Regions from separate parts of the Mus musculus genome. Here region 2 is linked to region 1. A link is a loop called in an ENCODE intact Hi-C map of the cell type or tissue named here. Cell type or tissue: left cerebral cortex. All regions are shown on one strand.

Region 1 (5,000 bases):
TAACTCCCCACACACCCAAAATCCTTCACTAATTCTTGCCAACTTTACACCTGTAAACTCATCTTAGCAAGCATGTTTCTCTCAGCTCAGACACAATTATTTCTTAACCTCTATGGCAAGAGCTGCTCTAATTGTCTCTATGTCCCCAACAGCATCGACCCTCATGATGTTCCCTCCACACTGCAGGCAGCATAATATATTCTACTTAGATAGCGCAGTGCGAACCTGCAAATCCCTGATGACTTCCAGCCTGCGTCCAAGGAAGTGGAAGCCTGACTTCCACTGTCTAGCTCTAACTCTCCTCCCAAGTAATGCATCTTACTAAGCTCTCACCTAGGCTTATGTGCTGCTGCTGTTTCTGTCTAAATGGTTGTCTCCCTGTATCTCACATCGCACCCTTTGCCCTAGAAGAGTCCTAAAAGATTCAATCAGTGCCCACATCTCTCAGAAAGCCCATTATCTGGCTCTCTCTCTCTCTCTCTCTCTCTCTCTCTCTCTCTCTCTCTCTCTCTCTCCCTCCCTCCCTCCCTCCTTCTCTTCCTCCTCCTCCTCTTCCCCCTCTCCCTCTCTCCCTCCCTCCCCCCCTCCCTCCCTCCCTCCCTCCTTTTCCTCATCCTCCTTTTGTGGACTAGAGAGTACAACTCAGACCCTAGTTCTAAACTGTCTAGAATAATGGGGAACTCCCCCAACCCCACTTTTCCATTTCATGCGTTAAGACTCTGGCTCCCAAACCCACTCCACTGACAGAATAAAGTACAGTATACCGAAGAATCTTGGAGACTCTTTGTCCTTATTGACACATTAAGAAGAAACTGCTGTATAATGAGGGGAGACAGACCTCATTTGTCAATCCTAGGTGAATCCCTGGGAGATTCGGTGAACCTAGGAGAGTTCAAGGTGCTCTCTGAAACAACTCACAAAACTCACTTCTCTTGGCGATCTGGAGCCTCCTTCCCGAAATGTTGGTTTACATCTGAAATTAATCTGCCATTTGAAGAGAAAAGTATGTTAATGTTAGTGACGAGCAACAGGTTGAAGAGAGCTACCTGAGACCAGAAAGCAACCAATAGTGGTAGACATGAAGGCTATAAACCAAGCCCAGGAAGAATAAGGAATCCGTTCTAGCCTGCTCCTACTCTCCCGAAGCATCTCACTAGACGATCCACAGAGGTACAGTGCCATTTCACACCTCCAGTCGGCAGTCCTGCATTCTCATCCATGCAGTCTAACTTCAAACAAACAAACAAAAACGTTCTTAGCCCATGAATCTGGAAAAATGGAGACCAAAGTCACAGGTAAAGTACATGGCAGCTGAAGTCATCCGGGTAAGTTGGGTTTTTTTTTTTTTTTTTTTTGCTTTTTTTTTTAAAGTAGAAAATATAAACCTGAGAAGTCCTAACTGCTGTGATAACCATTCAAACACACGCACAGATATTCCCTGTAAAAGGACTCAGCACTGCCTTGCTCTGTGGATGAGAAGTGTCCTCGTGAGCTCTTTTGCTCCTGTATAAAGTGAAGTAGAGTGCAGACGAGAAAAATCTAGTCCAAGTGTTAGGCATGGCTGTGAGATATAGGTTGACAGCAGCTGGAGGTGCTGGCGAAGCTAAGCAAACATTGTACAAAGCTAAAATAGTCCCACCGTGATTGCCAAGGGCAGCGCACGAATATAGATCCCACTCAGTGTCTCGCCTGGACACGGAGGAGGAATTATAAATGAGAGCAGCAAGCAGCTCTCTCGCAGAGCTCTGCCCTTCCCCCCAGATGGTAAATGAATAGACAGTTCAGAATCCACTTCTGGAGACAAGACACCACCCTTGGGATGCCACTCCTGGCTTAGCCACACATTTCATGCTGCACCAGCAAAAACTGCTGCCCGTGAGGTCTGCAGCAGCATCTGGGAGCTGCTTTCGGCTGGCTTGGCTAACTCTCCCTTCGAGCTCCTTTAGGAATATGTGAACTCACCGAGAGAAACATATGGAAGCTACAATCTTAAAAGGCTTATTGTAAGTGTTGCCAAGCTTTCCCAAAGTTCAATGCAACATAATATCAAATTAAACCCAGGAAAACAAGACCATGGCTGACCTTTATATATTGTCTTTTCATTGTTATTCTGGTAAGTCATCCTGAACTCAACAATTTTTGGTTTTGTTTTTTAAAAAGTTAGACATTGACACCAGATCTTGGTAAGTGACCGAAGCCAACACACTCGCCAGCAGGTGGCGCTCGCTTACCTTCTCTAGTTGCTCAATGCAGGCTGTGTGGACCACGATTTTGCAGACGGCACACTTCCTCCTGAGAGCGGATTTCTACAACATTCAATTCAAAATACAGGAGAGAAGTGTTAGCAAGCTGTTCTGGAGACTTCCCTGGAATGAACGCGAGACTCCTTAAATTAAGCAAAATTGTAAGTGCTTCTGTTACTAAGCAAATTGAAAACCCCTAAACATGTCAAGGTAACTACCCACAGGCACACCAGTGGCCTAGACAGGCTTCTTCGCAATATAACAGCAATACCTGTTACAAAGAGGGCTTATAACATAAACCAAGGTCTTTAGTCTGTTACACCAGTTTTAAGTGCTACGCCTGAACAACGCAAGCACTGTCCTTACGTTTTCAAACTTTTTCACACATTCCAACTTCACTCTTGAGGGACAGAGTCAATATTCTTATGTACAAAACAAGCATTCCACCCATACTCTCGGAGGCTGCATCTCCATGACTGGTTGCTTTAAGCTTCTGTTCTAGGCACAAATCTCGTCGGTGCTATTTGGGTTTCTACCCAAATCTTCAGGAGCGAGATTACAAGTCGGGATTCACACCCAGGAAGCAACAATAACAAACCACTAGCAACAAGGACAGCGTGGGCCACTGGTTAGAATACAGGTCTTGCTCTATGCCCTGACAGGCACATCACAGATGGTCATTCACTTAACCTTTACAGCCTTGTGAAGTAGGGATAGCCCTTATCTATCCCTGCTTCACAGGTAAGAAAACCCACACGCAGCCAGTGACCGGTCCAAGATCGCCCCATTAGGGCACAGCACACCCAATGTGTCTGGCTCCTAAGTGCCATCAAATTTAGCCTTGATTTTGGGCACGCGTTTAAATTCACAGAGAAAAGCTTTCTGGGGTCTATGTTATCTCCAATGATTAAACACTCGAACATGGTGCACGTAGAGAGATGACCGTATGGGCTTCTGATGTCACTCCTGCCAGCATCGCCTAGGGATGTGCAGAGGCCTCTACAAGGACAGGCCTGAGCAAGAGCTGCCTGCCGGGATAATTCTGTTGGATGGTAGTAACTACCACAGCAGCAAATGCAGCATGTAGTGTGTGAGGATCTTAAACTTTCTAAAGACTGTAAACAGTTACTTTCTTCAACAGGCTCTTCTTCAAACCAGTGCTTGCCTCCCTTAGGTGATGAATTGGAACCACATAACAAATCATTTAATGGGTTAGCTGTTATTTTTCATGCTAAGACACAGCTGTTTTGAACCTAGCATCATACACATAAATATACATATATGCATACATATATATATTAATAAACTAAATATTACCAAATAAATATTAAATATTATAATAAATATTACACCAAACCTATTTTGAGCACAAAAACTCATAATAACAGAGATTATCAAAGAGCCCACATGGGAAAGGCTGGGAGTGCTTGTGCATTTGGAAGGTGTCAGTGTAGACTGCTGGCAACCTGTGACTGATGGCTGGCTTCCCTGAGGAAGGACAGTGGAGCCCAGTGGATCACACCTAACACTTCTGTAGAGACAGGGCCCTGGAGGGACAGACAGCCCTGGGGATGCTGGGGAAGGTAGAAGAAAAGAAACTGTCACTTTTTATTTCCTCTGTGGACCCATCATCCAAGTCTAGACATCAGTCTCTGTGGATAGCATTGATAACTAAGTCACCAGCTTCCAGCCGAGTGCACAGAACACCTCAGCAACAACACTGTGTGTCTGTGAGCTCTTAATGTGTGATCCCCCTCTTGGCATTGGTCTTCCTAACATGATGTAGAACAGTAAGTATGTTTGGCAACTAATTTTTCAGACAACGAAAGATAAGGAAAATCAGAACCTAAGGCTATCGCTCCAAGTGTCTTCCTCTACATCCAAAACCAGAAGGAGGGCTAGGGAGGAAGAGGAGGAAGGAGGGGAGGAGGGAGAATACACACAGCCATGTGGGGAAGAATGTGAAACCGAAGAATCACAGCGATAGCAGCAGTCCTGAAACAGCAGCAGCAATAATACAATTGGATTGCAAATGGTCATAACTAGAATGCTCATAAACAAATAGCCATTGCTCTCCTCTTTCCTATCAGTGTCCTGGTCAGATCTCTGCTTGAGCACCACCTACAGAAAGTGCATGTGACATTTGAGTCATGCCACTAATGGGACTTACCATGAAGCTAAGGAAACCAGAGTTGATAACTCTTCCAGCCCCACCACCTACCTGATCCCTAACAGATTAGGGCACACACATGTCGGGCAACGCTGCTCAAAATGGGCAAACATTTAGGATGGATTCCCAGCACCACAGTGCCTGGAAAGCATCCTCATCAATGAGCCCTATCTCCCTATGCTATTGTGCGTAGGGTCCTCTTATTTAGTCTATGGAGCACCGGGAATTCTAAAAAGGCACTGTATTACAGGAAATTATCAGGCTTCCGAGTCATTGAATTTGAACTCCTTCCTCATTATCTGCCTTGAACCCAAGAAACATTACAACTGTGCCTCCTCAGCTTTTAAGACAAGCCTGAAAAAAAATGCAGAAATACCGGGCTCGGTTGATGCTTCTTAAGTGAAAGCTAGCATCTCATGGGCAAAAGAATGAAATCTGAGTTTTATTTCTGGCTCTTGGTGGTGACTTGACTTTCTGGTCTGTTTGGGGGAAAGAACATTGAACATTCTGGTCTCCTCTGTTAAGAGTTACTCCAACTGGGCCTGTCAATCATGTGGCCATGAGTCCACCTCTCAGGAAAATGGATT
Region 2 (5,000 bases), 140 kb after region 1:
ACCTCAAGCCATTCATAATGGACGGTTTCCACGCCACTACATCCCATAAAAGTCTTTATACTTAAAAAAAAAAAAGCCACTAATTTGCAATGTGGGTACAGAAATCACCAAACTACTAAGAAGTTAAGGCAAAGCTTAAGAATCCAGAGGTGATGCACAGGTCTCCGATTTGAGCCTCTTCAGGGGGTTTCTGGGTATCAGTTAAGACTAAAGAGAAAGTGATGTGAAGATGAAAGGCTATCTGGGGTGGGAGGATGGGGCCTAAAGCAACACTTCTTGTTAAGCTTGTGATGTTTTAATAAGAGAATTCTACTGGGTTGTCAATTAAAATCTGCCCAGGAAGAAATCTGGACTAGACTCAGGCTGAAATTCATCACCAGCATAGGGGAAATCGGTCACTGTAAACAGTGTTTGTGACCTGTACAACTGCTCATACAGTGGTGGCTCGAGGAGGGAGTGTGTGTGTCTCTGGTTAAGGTACTCATGCAATCTCTACCAAGGCTACCTACAGTCACTCTTGCCATTCAGTGCAACCCATCCCTCATCGCCGATTCTGAACCCATGGAACAAAACACCCAAGTAGATGGAAATATTTTCAAGGCAGGAGGATTGCATTCGCGTAACAAGATATTCCCATGGATAGTCCCTCGCAAGCTTTAAGGAAGGCATGATGCATTTTCAGAAAAGAACCAGACCACTTTTGAAATTTGACAAAGAAGATGCCAATGGACTGCTTATAAAACTCTTAGTTTCTTCATCCCACAACAGGAATACGAGTATATGAAATCTGGTGTTTGGGGGAGGAGTTGTTCCAGGGAGTTAATGATGTGTTAAGAGGTAAATACTCCTCAAACCATGAAGAGAGGTGGTTAAGGACAGTTACCAGATCAAGAGACAGGAGCTTTAAAGTAGCAGAGAAAGGCCTTCTCCTATGCCTTGGCAATTCTTGCAGGTTAGGAGGCAGGCCAGTTTGCATCTGCTTTACCTAGCATGGGAAATGGGCTTGCTGCACACTTTGAAGAAGGAAGGGATGTTTGAAGAAGCCAAGTGTGCTTAGAATCCCCTATAAAGAAGATGAACGCTACCAGCACAAGATGTGGTGGCCACCACACGATTGTCTTAGGAAGTGTTTATCAGGAGGCAAGGGAGGGAGTAAAGTACAGCTAGGATAACCACTGTCCTTGTCTCAGGGAACCATAAGTATGAACCCTTCATCAATATGGAAGGAAAGACGATGCAAAGCAGTCCAAGAAGTGATATCAACTACCTGCTGGATGCAGGGAACTCTGACACCAGACTAACAGGTCAGAGGCCAGCACATTAAGAAAACAGGTGAGATGCTCTGGTAGAAAAGGAGAAACGGGCTGTCCGCCACCTCCAGTGGGGATTAGAGGCGCTGAACAGCAAGGAGGGAAGAAGCCTCGAATCTAAATCAGCCTCAGGGCCTTTATTGCTGATTTCTCTTGCTGAGTTAGTGTGATGTTTTCCACATGAATGGCTTCTATTACCCAAATGGCCAGAGTTGCCAGGGCAGGGCATGCCTCACTGTACTGGTTAAAGATGAGTAGTGAAGATCAAAGCTGTCTTAGGTTCTACATTCCACACGCCAAATGTGGTTATCTCGAGGATTGTTTGATCATAGTTATAAACGTTAGATCAGTCAAAAATAACTCTAACTATTTTGATCGCATTCATACCTCAGAATCTAGTTCTTTAAAGTTATGAAGCTTGCAGGCTGACGAGATGGCTCAGTGATTCAGAGTGCTTGCTATCCAAGCATGAGGGCCTAAGTTCAGACCCCTGTCACTTACCCATATGCTAGGCCTGTACTCACACAACTGTAGCACTAGCAATGTGGGAGAAAGCCAGACAAACCTATCACTGGCCAGACAGCCTACCTAAAAGGGCTGAGCTTTAGGCTCAGTCAGAGACTCTATGTCAGTGGCATGAGGTGGGAAGTGATTACTAAAGAAAGTCTTCTGGCCTCCTCCTGTGTATACATGGGTACACACACACAACACACAACACGCAACACACACACATACCACACACACGAGTATCCTTATTTCTTTTCACTTCTATTCCACTATTTTGATGTGCTAATAGTTAAATAAAAAGCAACTCAGGAGTGAAAGAGTTTATTTCGTCTTACATCTCCAGGTAACAGTCCATCACTGAGAGAGACAAGTTCGAGAAATCAAGGCAGTAACCTCAGAGGAATGTCTCCTGCAGGTTCACTCTCAGGCTTGATAACTAGCTGTTTTATACAGCCCAGGACCACTGCCTAAGGATGGTACCACCCACGAAGGGCTGGCCTCTCCCGAATTCATTAACTACTAAGACAATGCCCCACAGACATGCCCGTAGGCCAATCTGATGCAGGCCATCTTTCAAATGAAGTTTCTCTCTTCCTAAATACCCAAGCCATACATATACACCAAACATACATAAAATATCTATTTTTTTAAAAGTGAGATGGCATGTTGAGCACAGAGGGGTGTGTTGATGAGTGGGATGCTCACTCAGGCTCTGGGCCTCCCCTCCTCTGAGATCACCAATTCCTAACCACACATCTTCTTACTCTACAACTCTTCCTATGAAGCCCAAGGTGCCCCCTTCCATCATTTCACTATGAATTTGTCTCACAAATGCTCAAGTTGTTCTCCTGCCTCAACACTTCAGTGACTCACTATCCTAAATCTAGTCCACGAGACATGATGGGCCCAGCCTATATCCTCAGAACGGTCCAACACACATGCACATAGCTCTGAGTCCTTCTGCAGGTAGCCAAGGACTCCCTCACCTCCATATATTTGTTCTCAGATTGGTCCAGATTGCTTGTAATGTGATATACACGCATGCCCACACCACACCCCCTAACCAAAAAAAAAATCCATCTGTCTGCAGAGCAGCCCAAATGTCATCTCTTTACAAAGTGTTTTCCCCAATGTTTCACAGGCTGGAGGGTTAAATATCTCTGTATCGGCACCCACAGTATTTTATTTTAACCATTTCTTCATCACTGTGAGCATTCATCTATGTTCCCTAAGAAAATGTTCTTCCATAAAAGCCCCTATCTTATGCATTTTTATTTCTTTCTTTTGTGTGATAGCATGAACATATGCTAGCACGCAGCATGTGCTCAACAAATTTCCTTAAGTGAAATAAAGTGAACCGAATCAATGGCTTCAAGTTACTTGCAAGTTAAAAGGAAAAATACGTAGAAAGATGCTTCCTTGTTCATCTCTAATACAAAGTAGGCCTCAATAGAAGTCTGGAAAATAAATCAATATTTTTAATGAAAGAACAGATATAAAACAGGGTATCCCTTCAGAGGGTATAAAAGATATATAGATGTTTGATGAAAGAATACATGAGACTTTTTTTCTGTTTTGTTTCTCAATTCGATACCCTAAGCTGCCAAGTTTAAAATAAATAATTGCAAGAGGCTGGAAGTGGGAGAGGCCTTCTTTAAAAACTAAAGTAAAAATAAAAAGACTGCCACCCACTCTCCTTGCTGCCCTCCCACCAGAATGACTATAGTTTTAACATCCATAATGGGATTGTTGCAGTTTTTGAGGGTGTTGCCATAGTAACCAATCTCAGCCCTTCCCCTAATATAAGATAAAATTTAGCAAAAGGCATAAATAACAGACTCCCATTAGAAACAATATCAGACCTTTCCATATAAATAACTCGGGTAATTAAATGTTTCAAAACAGAATACTTAAAGAGTTGTGAGAAAAATTCTGCAAAGTTTATTTTTAAATGAAGGGCTGGGGGGAGGATATAAAGCATCAGCTGGCATGCTTGGCTGCTGCGTGGTTGCAAAGAGTCACAATCTCCAAACTTGGCGCGATGAGATAGGCAGTCAGAACAGACAGGCAAGGCTCTGCACTTGAACATCAGAGGCCACGTTCCTACCAGGAACCTCTGCTTAGTCTCAGGAGTCCTTTCAACATATGAGCAAGAAAACTCTCTCTTCTAGTATCCCCAAATACAAAGGCCACCTAGAAAACATTACCTCCTGTAGGTTTCCTAATACAGTTGCCTGGGTGACACCACCCTCTTCCTACATCCATGTGTCTGGCTTTCTCTAAGATTCTTTCAGGGGACAACAGCAGGGATCACAAACTTATTCAGCACAGGGCCAGAGAGCGAATATTCTAGACTTTGTGGACCTCCAGGCTTTGTCCCAGTGACATCCTTCGGTGCCACTCAAAAGCAGCTACTGGCAATACATAAAGGAATAAACACGGCTATGTTCCAATACGCTTTGATTTGCAAAGGCTGATATCCAGATGAAGCCCACAGGCCACAGTCTGCTGATTCTTTTACTCACGTCTATCTTGGAGACTACCAGTTTCTATTGACCACAGGAAACACCGGGCCATCCTAAGCCCAGCAGGAAAGTTTAAAGCACAAGACAATACAGGATTTCAAAAGCAGGGGAGAGGCAATACCGCGTTCTCAGACGGACTCCAGAAAAGCCTGCAGCAATCTACTGAGGGAAACTGGGAAGGGCCCTGGAGAAATCCCTACAGCTTCAGCTGAGGAGGTTGGGTAAGAACACATGCTACTCTAACACAAGGTGCTGAGTTCAGAGCCTTGGCACCTACGTAAAAAGCCAGGCACAACCACATGTACCTGCAATCCCAGTCCCGTGGTGGACATTGCTGGAGCTTGCTGGACAGATGGTCCAGTGGAAAAACATTGAGCCCCAGGTTCAGTGATGCACTCTGTCCCAAAAGAATAAGGTGGAAAATGATATACCAAAATAGCTGTCTTCTTTCTCTGGCCTCTGCACAGAGGCCAAAAGCATCTACCTGCACCTGCACACACACATAGGTTCACAATGTGTGGATGTGCACACACACACATACATTCACACACACACATGAATTTTAACAATGAACAAAGTCATATATCATAGATGGTCGGGTACAACAGTACCCAAAATTAACTAGATGCTGCTCTGCTTTCAATCAACAAGCAATGCC

Evidence for each region. A loop is a pair of places that touch in the nucleus more often than their neighbours do. Peaks named below come from ENCODE experiments on the same cell type or tissue, not always from the same donor. Only the 100,000 strongest peaks of a DNase experiment are listed, where the experiment ranks them.
Region 2: a loop joins it to region 1, with 2.0 times the contacts of the local background. A loop is called at or near these places in 1 of 42 quality-filtered maps.

Annotation. Positions count from the first base shown.
Region 1 is chr6:37,095,321-37,100,320 of GRCm38, forward strand. It overlaps Dgki (diacylglycerol kinase, iota), which reads right to left. Exons shown (of 34, transcript NM_001081206.2): 4 at 2,232-2,306; 5 at 928-984. Among named protein-coding and RNA genes, the nearest start is that of Gm52857, 190 kb to the left of the region's middle. In left cerebral cortex, a CTCF peak has its summit at 2,213 (motif pointing right); DNase peaks (open chromatin) are centred at 1,738 and 2,245.
Region 2 is chr6:37,238,762-37,243,761 of GRCm38, forward strand. The region is part of intron 1 of Dgki (diacylglycerol kinase, iota); the gene reads right to left. Among named protein-coding and RNA genes, the nearest start is that of Dgki, 59 kb to the right of the region's middle. In left cerebral cortex, no CTCF peak of the experiment used is centred here; DNase peaks (open chromatin) are centred at 2,821, 3,105, 3,530, 3,828 and 1 more place; H3K27ac peaks cover 2,716 bases.